Regions from separate parts of the Homo sapiens genome. Here region 1 is linked to region 2. A link is a contact called in ENCODE Hi-C or POLR2A ChIA-PET data. All regions are on one chromosome and are shown on one strand. Each heading gives the region's core, a stretch centred on a gene start or an enhancer-like site at or near the end of the contact. The rest is flanking DNA. Distances are from core to core; before and after follow the strand shown.

Region 1 (4,347 bases), core at 845-3,344, 260 kb before region 2:
TCCTGGGCTCAAGTGATACAGCCGCCTTAGCCTCCCAAAGTGCTGGGATTACAGGCGTGAGCCGCCAAGCCTAGCCATGGTTTGTTTTTTCTACACAATATGCTTAAACAGCAAATAGCATTTAGAATGCATTCAGAAAGGATATTAGCTGAATAATAATCTTCTCTATTGTTCATGTAAGAAAAGTGCTAACGTAGGCATGTAGAGGCTCAACAATGTCATCAAGTCCTGAAGTTCTTTCCAGGCCTCTCTTCTGCCTTCTGCAATGTTAGGCTTCAATGTCAAGCTGCTTCCTTCAGTAGCACTAGAAGCAGCAATGAGGGCTGCATGCTTCCCTGCTCACTTCCAGAAATCTCTTCCTCCATACCTTGCCCTATACATCTTTTCATCTATATCATTTGTAATACACTTTATGATAAACCAGTAAACGTTAAGTGTTTCCTTGAGCTGCCCAGCATTCTGAGCAAGAAACTGATTCCCACTAGCTGGCCCACTTAAATCACAGGCTTATGCCTGATCCAATAACCATAATCTGGAATAAAAGGTATTGATTAGTATAAGTTAATTGGGGCTCATTTCTGGACCTGCAATGAAGTCAGTTTCCTTCTCAAATCCTCAAAACTCTAAGTGCTTTCAGAAGTGGGAATAAAGCTGGGCGCAGTGGCTCACGCCTGTAATCCAAGCACTTTGGGAGACCAAGGCGGGCGGATCACCTGAGGCCAGCCTGAGCAATGTGATGAAACCCCGTCTCTACTAAAAATACAAAAATTAGCCGGGCGTGGTCACATGCACCTATAATCCTAGGTACTCGGGAGGCTGAGACAGGAGAATCAGTTGCACCCTGGAGGAGGAGGTTGTGGTGAGCTGAGATTGTGCCATTGCACTCCAGCCTGGGCAACACAGCGAATCTTCATCTCAAAAAAAAAAAAAAAAGTGAGATTTAAATAGGTCTTCATCAACCTAGGGATTTGGGGTTGTCAGCAACAGAAACTACTACAGAAACCGACTGCATAGACTGGAGAGACAGGTGGTCCCCTAAAGGAAAAATAGAGTGTTAGAAGAAAGGAGAAGAGTGCTGGACAGTACATACTTAATAAATATCCACTGGTTATTTCATAGAAGGCCCAAAAATGTATTTATTTAACCCAGTAATGAAATCTGAGGGTTAGGAAGAGCAGAAAAGAAGGAAGTGTGGCAGGAAGGAGGAAAAATGAAAGTGGGCCCAAACAACACGGCAGCTAACAGAGATCTTGCAACGAAAGGTCTATTGGTGGAAAAACTCCTCCCAGGAATGTCAGAACTTTTAAGAACGACATAGTAATGACACAAGAATAAACACACAGGCAAATGAGCAAACAACGGAATACAAAGTCTAGAAATAGACACAAGTAAATATGCTAACATTATATATCAAGGGCAGCATTTAAATTCTGTTGGGGCAGTTTGTTTAACAAATGGTGTTGACATAACTGGCGCTCCATCGGGCAGAGAAGTTAGACCCCAGCTCATACATGCATAAGGATAAACTCCAGTTACATTAAAGATTTAATTTTTTTTATAAAAAGAAGAAGGCCGGGCACGGTGGCTCACGCCTGTAATCCCAGCATTTTGGGAAGCCGAGGCGGGTGGATCACCTGAGGACAGGAGTTCGAGACCAGATTGGCCAACACAGCGAAAACCCGTCTCTAATAAAAATACAAAAATTAGCCAGGCGTGGTGGCGGGCGCTTGTAATCCCAGCTACTCGGGTGGCTGAGGCACGAGAATCGCTTGAACCCGGGAGGCAGAGGTTGCAGCAAGCCCAGATAGCACCATTATACTCCAGCCTGAGCGACAGAGAGAGACCTGTCTCAAAAAAGGAAAAAAAAAAAGAAAAGAAAAAGCAAGATAATTCACTGGGGGAATTTGGGGAAACTTTCCTAAACTGGAAGCCAAGCGTGAGCCCTTCTCATTCCGCCTCTTCCATTGGGTTCCCATGACTTACGTCACAGGACATCGAGCCAATGGGAACTAGGCATGGGCGACGAGCTTGCCCAATGGGGCCGGGGCGGGAGATTTGAAAAGTCCTTGGCCAGGGCGCGGCGTGGCAGATTCAGTTGTTTGCGGGCGGCCGGGAGAGTAGCAGTGCCTTGGACCCCAGGTGAGCTGGCCTCCTGTCGCAGGCCTTGCGCCGGGAGTGGGCAGATGATCAGGTAGATCAGAGGGTCCGTTGGGCTGGCCTGCGCGCACGCCGCAGGGCTGGAAGGAGGTAGGGACGATAGCAGGGCGGGGGCGGTGAGACCAGCGCCCAGATTGGGGCTAGTGTGCTGACCTGCTCCCTTTTACCAGCTCGGGCTAGCGCTTCCGGCTCGATCGGTCCAACCCCTCCCTCTCTCTCTCTTTTTCTCTGCTTCTCACGGCTGTTTCCCTTCTCCGCCCAGCTCTCCTCCCCCTTTCTCTCTAAGGATGGCCCAGAAGGAGAACTCCTACCCCTGGCCCTACGGCCGACAGACGGTAAGGCCCTTCCCTCCGTCCCTGCGCCCCCATGACCCCGCATGGCGAGTTCCTGCTGGGAAACTTGAGATCCTGCAATGAGCAATCCTTTAAGCACTTTCTTCCCCGTTATGCTCCAAAGTACGGGTCCCAAGTTTGACGACAGAACCCGCTCTGGTCATTTGTAGCCACATCCTGTCAGGTGCTGCCAACGTGAATCTGACCAGCCAGTGACTCCCAGCTGGTGAGGACCTCTGCAGGGCTCGTCACATACAAATGATATCTGGGACTGAGCAGGCAGGGCCTGGCCTTCAGGCCATGATTCCCAATCCATATCCTGAAAAAAAAAAAACTAGACAGCAAATAGAAATAGACTCTAAAAGGATATAAAGTTACAGTTTAAAAGGCCCAGGGCAAGTCTAAATTACAATTTGGAATTAATGACTAAATTGAGGTAAGAATCTAAATGGATCTAAATTGACTTATTTCCCAATGGTCCAGACAGATTTCATTGAAGGGCCTCCTCTCTGATTTGAAATGCCACCTTTATTATATATATAAATTCCCACATATATGTGGGTCTATTTCTGGACTGTATTTTATTCAACTTGCTTATTTGTAGATTGGTACCAATATCACTATTTGGGGCCTAGGGGCTTTCTTCTCTTGGCTGCAGAAGAAGGAAGGGGCCCTGCACAGGCTTTGCTCCCTGTTTTTGGAGCTCTTGCTTCCTGGAGAGTCTGTCTGTTCCCTTGTACATCAGCTCCCTCCCTCATGGAGCACTGAGTGAGGCTGTCAGGAATGGAGTCTGAATGAGAAACCATTGTCACTTTTACCTTAGTCACTCCTAAAAGAAAATGTACCTATTATTTTGAGAGTTGAAAGTGAGGCCAGGTAGGTGGCTCACGCCTGTAATCCCAGCACTGGGAGGCTGAGGCAGGTGGATCACCTGAGGTCAGGAGTTCGAGACCAGCCTGGCCAACATGGTAAAACCCCGTCTCTACTAAAAATACAAAAATTAGCCAGGCATGTGCCTGTAATCCCACCTACTCAGGAGGCCGAGGCAGGAGAATTGCCTGAACCTGGGAGGTGGAGGTTGCAGTGAGCCGAGATGGCACCATTGCACTCCAGCCTGGGTAATAGAGCGAGACTCCATCTCAAAAAAAAAAAAAAATGAAGAAGTTGAAAGTGAGAAGTGGTCCAGGGCCATCAGGGTAGCTCTTAGTGTCCTTAAAGCCTGTTCTTGCAAAAGTGTAAATCCTGGTTATTGCTATAACATTCAAGGCCTCAAGCATCTTATCTAAGCCTTAATAAACTAAGCTTTTTAGGAGACTTTGAGAATACCTCTGTGCTAAACCCCTTGAATTGTGGGTGTTCATTGACGCAGCTCTCTACTGTGGTGTAAGTGAGGGGCTGGATGAATGACTGTGTTGTTATGGACAGGACTTATACAGGTTGAACAGCTTCATGCCTGAAAAGTGTGGGCCAGGGCCAAAGAAGTGAAATGTTAGGTGTTGGTGTGAGTCCTTTGCCCCTTATCTTAGGCCTACTTAGGTTATTTATTTTTTATTTATTTATTTATTTATTTATTTATTTATTTATTTTTTGAGACGGAGCCTCACTGTGTTGCCCAGGCTGGAGTGCAATGGTGCGATCTCAGCTCACTGCAACCTCTGCCGCCCAGGTTCAAGCGATTCTCCTGCCTCAGCCTCCCGAGTAGCTGGGATTACAGGCGCCTGCCACCACACCTGGCTAATTTTTTTTTTTTTTTTTGAGATGGAGTCTAGCTCTGTTGCCCAGGCTGGAGTGCAATGGTACGATCTCGGCTCACTGCAACCTGTGCCTCCCAGGTTCAAGCGATTCTCCTGCCTCAGCC
Region 2 (4,141 bases), core at 855-3,354:
AACAGTGCTCTAGGGCAGGGGTCCCCAACCCCTGGCCACCAATCAGTAGCGGTCTGTGGACTGTTTGGAATCGGACTGCAAAGCACGAGGTGAGCGGCGGTCAAGCGAGCAAATCTTCATCTGTATTTACAGCCACTCCCCATTGCTCACATGCATTACCACCTGAGCTCCGCCTCCTGTCAGATCAGCGGCGGCCTTAGATTTTCATGGGAGCGTGAACCCTACTGTGAACTGCGCATGCGAGGGATCTGGGTTGCATGCTCCTTATGAGAATCTAATGCCTGATGATCTGTCACTGTCTCCCATTATCCCCTGATGGGACCGTCTAGTTGCAGGAAAACAAGCTCAGGGCTCCCACTGATTCTACATTATGATGAGTTGTATAATTGTTTAATTACAATGTAATAATAATAATGATAGAAACAAAGTGCACAATAAATGTAATGTGCTTGAATCATCCCCAAACCATCCGCACCCCTGTCTGTGGAAAAACTGTCTTCCACAAAGCCCGTCCCTGCTGCCAAAAAGGTTGGGGACCACTGCTCTAGGGGACAGCAGAGCAATGAGATGGAAGGAATCTGAGACTCTAAGTGACCACATAAAGCAGGACTGACTCCACTGCTCTGGACCATAACCAGGGAAATGAACTTTGTCTAAAAGTCAGTGTATCACTGGGTTTGTTATTAGCCTTCACCCTAACAAACTCCACTTCCAGGACCTTCCCCACTCCCAACCACAACAGCTCTGAGAGTTCTTAGGAGACAAAGTCCCAGGTCAACCCCCCATCTACACCCTGTGAAACCTGAGCTTCAAGAAGGCTGCACCTACTTTCTCTGCAAGTGAGTTTTTATGAACTCTTAAAATCTTTCATTCCCCCGCCCCCAGCATATTCCCACGACGATCCTGGGAGGAAAAAGTGGGGACTGCTTGACTGTGGGTTTTCTCTTCCTCCCCAGTCTCCTTGGTGGTCTTCAGATTTTAATGTGGATATAATATATACAGTTTTATTTTGTATTTATTTATTTTTTGAGATGGAGTCTCACTCTGTCGCCCAGGCTGGAGTGCAGTGGCGCGATCTCGGCTCACTGCAACCTCCACCTCCCAGGTTCAAGGGATTCTCCTGCCTCAGCCTCCCGAGTAGCTTAGATTACAGGCATGTGCCACCACACCTGGCTAATTTTTTGTATTTTTAGTAGAGATGGGGTTTTGCCAAGTTGGCCAGGCTGGTCTCAAACTCCTGATCTCAGGTGATCCACCCACCTCGGCCTCCCAAAGTGCTGGGATTACAGGCATGAGCCACCGAACCCAGCCAATATATACAGTTTTAAAAATCAACGTTGTTTTACTCACCTCATAACATGGTTAAGTCAGCATGATGCCTTTTTTGGATTGCGTTTAAAGAGCTGTTTCAGGGAATATTCTCCAGGCTGTGCTTCACGTCAAGAAAAATGTAGGGCATACTGACTGATGGCGGTAGGCGGGAATCCAGGAGATAATGAGGAGAATGAACTGGGTGTTCACTTTACCAGCTATTAAAAACCGTAGCAAACCATCACCTACCAATGATGATAGTGTGCCATGAATCTGAGAGTTTGGTCAAACCAGTGTTACATATTTAAGGTAAAAAATAGAAAAGTAAACATTTCCATACGTGGGTAAACAGACAGGGCTGGAAAAGCCCTCAAGCCTGGGGCTGCTCCTGCGCCAGTGTGCCTCCAGTTTCTCCGCTGGTGCATGCCAGAGAGTGGTCCTGTGCGGGGCTGAGGATCAAGCCGTTCTGACACAGCTGAGCAGGGCAACCCACATGTCTGGTCATTCATCTTCACCTTTTCTTCCTTTGCCCGTCCCCTGGGGGCTAGAAAGTTACTTAGGTGGAAGTAAAATGCAAACATTAGTACAAAACACTCTATGAATCCACATCCTATCATGTGTATAACTCAGGGTCAGATAGAAGGGCCCTGCCTTCTTCTCAGAATCTGGTAAACTCTGTCCCTCAAACACCCACCTCTTACCTGCCAACACCACTTTCAGAATTGTACCTGCCATCACCACTACCCTGCACCATGTGCCAGAGCTGAGAGCTGCGTGTGAGTCTCAAGGTAGGATATCCTCTTCCAGTTTCAGTTTGACTGAGTGCTTTTCAGTGTTTGTACCATGAATTTGGGGCCTTTTTAAATTTCATGTCTACGTTATTTTCTTCCCTAGTATTGTTTTTCTTTGTCCATTTTAGTGAGCATTTAAATGGAAGTTTTATAAACATGGTTTAGTTTTCTTGCCAGCAGTCTATTTTTTTTCAATTTCAACTCTCTTTTTTTTTTTTTTTCAGACAGAGCCTTGCTCTGTCACCCAGTCTGGAGTGCAGTGGCACAATCTTGGCTTACTGCAACCTCTGCCTCTCAAGTTCAAGTGATTCTCCTTCCTCAGCCTCCCAAGTAGCTGGGATTACAGGTGCCCACTACCATGCCCGGCTAATGTTTTGTATTTTTTAATAGAGACAGTGTTTCACCATGTTGGCCGGGCTGGTCTCGAACTCTTGGCCTCAAGTGATCTGTCTGCCTCGGCCTTCCAAAGTGCTGGGATTACAGTGTGAGCCACCACACCCAGCCTCAATTTCAACTTTTATTTTAGATGCAGGGCATACATGTGCAGGTTTGTTACGTGGGTATATTGCACCTAGGTAGTGAGCATAGTACCATTAGGTAGTGTTTCAACCCGCGTCCCCCTCCCTCCCTCCCTCCCTGCTCTGGGAGTCTGCAGTATCTGTTGTTCCCAAGTCTATGTTCACATGTGCTCAATGTTTACTCCCACTTAGGAGAACATGTAGTATGAGGTTTTCTGTTCCTGCACTAACGCGCTTAATTAAGATTATAGCCTTCAGCTCCATCCATGTTGCTACAAAGGACATTATTTCATTCTTTTTCATGGCTGTGTGGTATTCCATGGTGTATATGTACATTTTCTTTATCCAATCCACCCCTGATGGGCATCTAGGTTGATTCTATGTCTTTGCTATTAAGAACAGTGTGGTAATGAACATATAAATGCATGTATCTTGTTGGAATAATGACCTATTTTCCTTTGGGTATATATCCAGTGATGTGATCGCTGGGTGAAATGGTAACTCTTAAGTTTTATGAGAAATCTCTAAACTGCTTTCCATAGTGGCGGAACTTACATTCCCACTGACAGCTATATAAGCATTCCCTTTTCTCTGCAGCCTCGCCAGCATGTTGTTTTTTGACTTTTTAATAATAGTCATTCTGATAGGTATGAGATGGTATCTCATTGTGGGGTTTTGCATTAAATTGATTTGCATTTCTCTGATGATTATTAACGAGCATTTTTTCAAATGTTTGTTGGCTGCTTGCATGTCTTCTTTTGCGAAGTGTCTGTTCAGGTCCTCTGCCCATTTTTTAATGGAGGTATTTGTTTTTTGTTTGTTGATTTAAGTTCCTAATAGATTCTGGATGTTAGACCTTTGTCAAATGCATAGTTTGAGAATATTTTCTCCCATTCTGTAGGCTGTCTGTTTACTCTGTCGACAGTCTCTTTTGCTGTGCAGAAACTCTTTTGTTTAATTAGGACCCAGCACTCTAGTCTTTTACACGTTTTAAAGCTGTAAGCGTGAAGACTATAGCAACAATATGTCTGCTGGCTGGAGTAGAATCTGCCAATCTGAATCCTACAAATGCAACCTGAAAGAATTATTTTCCCTTAGAAAACTTTCTCCCCAACAACCAAATTTTAACTCAAACTCTTTATACAATAACTTACTCTTATTAAAGTTTGGGTCTGTTCTGATTATTAAAGTAACATATACTTGTTTTAGAAAATTTGGAAAATACAGAAACGTATTAAAAAACTAAGAATCACCCATAATTCCACTACCACCCAGAGTTCATTGCTCTGCAGGTTTTAGCTTTGTCCACTGAATCTTAGCCGCCCCAACTTTCCAAATCTTGTCATAGACCGTCTTCCAAAGCATTCATGTCTTTTCCCACAGGAAATGACATATAAACATGTAACATATAAAAAAAGTACTCAACCAAATGTGGTTTCTTTACGAAGTGATTCCCTACAAAACCTCTATTTTCCAAATTCCTATGAGCCAGAGACTCTGATACAGACTAATGAGCATTTA

What was found. Hi-C counts contacts between places; a loop is a spot of excess contacts on that map. ChIA-PET counts read pairs that join two places held with the same protein, here RNA polymerase II (POLR2A). Pooled maps may share reads with other maps.
Region 1: a loop to region 2 is called in a pooled map, with 3 times the contacts of the local background. The contact joins the promoter of AURKB here to the enhancer-like site in region 2. A Hi-C loop is called at or near these places in 1 of 50 pooled maps. POLR2A ChIA-PET finds 5 or more read pairs at or near these places in 2 of 52 experiments (HEK293 and activated CD4-positive, alpha-beta T cell).

Annotation. Positions count from the first base shown.
Region 1 is chr17:8,208,322-8,212,668 of GRCh38, reverse strand. AURKB (aurora kinase B) reads left to right here and starts at 2,094. Exons shown (of 9, transcript NM_004217.4): 1 at 2,094-2,139; 2 at 2,420-2,492. The coding sequence starts at 2,445. RefSeq lists enhancers at 2,592-2,641, 2,203-2,862.
Region 2 is chr17:7,949,559-7,953,699 of GRCh38, reverse strand. It overlaps CNTROB (centrobin, centriole duplication and spindle assembly protein), which reads right to left. Exons shown (of 19, transcript NM_053051.5): 19 at 3,780-4,141. Among named protein-coding and RNA genes, the nearest start is that of CNTROB, 19 kb to the right of the region's middle. Within about 2 kb of position 2,104, at least 5 of the 41 ENCODE cell types and tissues checked have a DNase peak (open chromatin) inside an H3K27ac peak, as active enhancers do.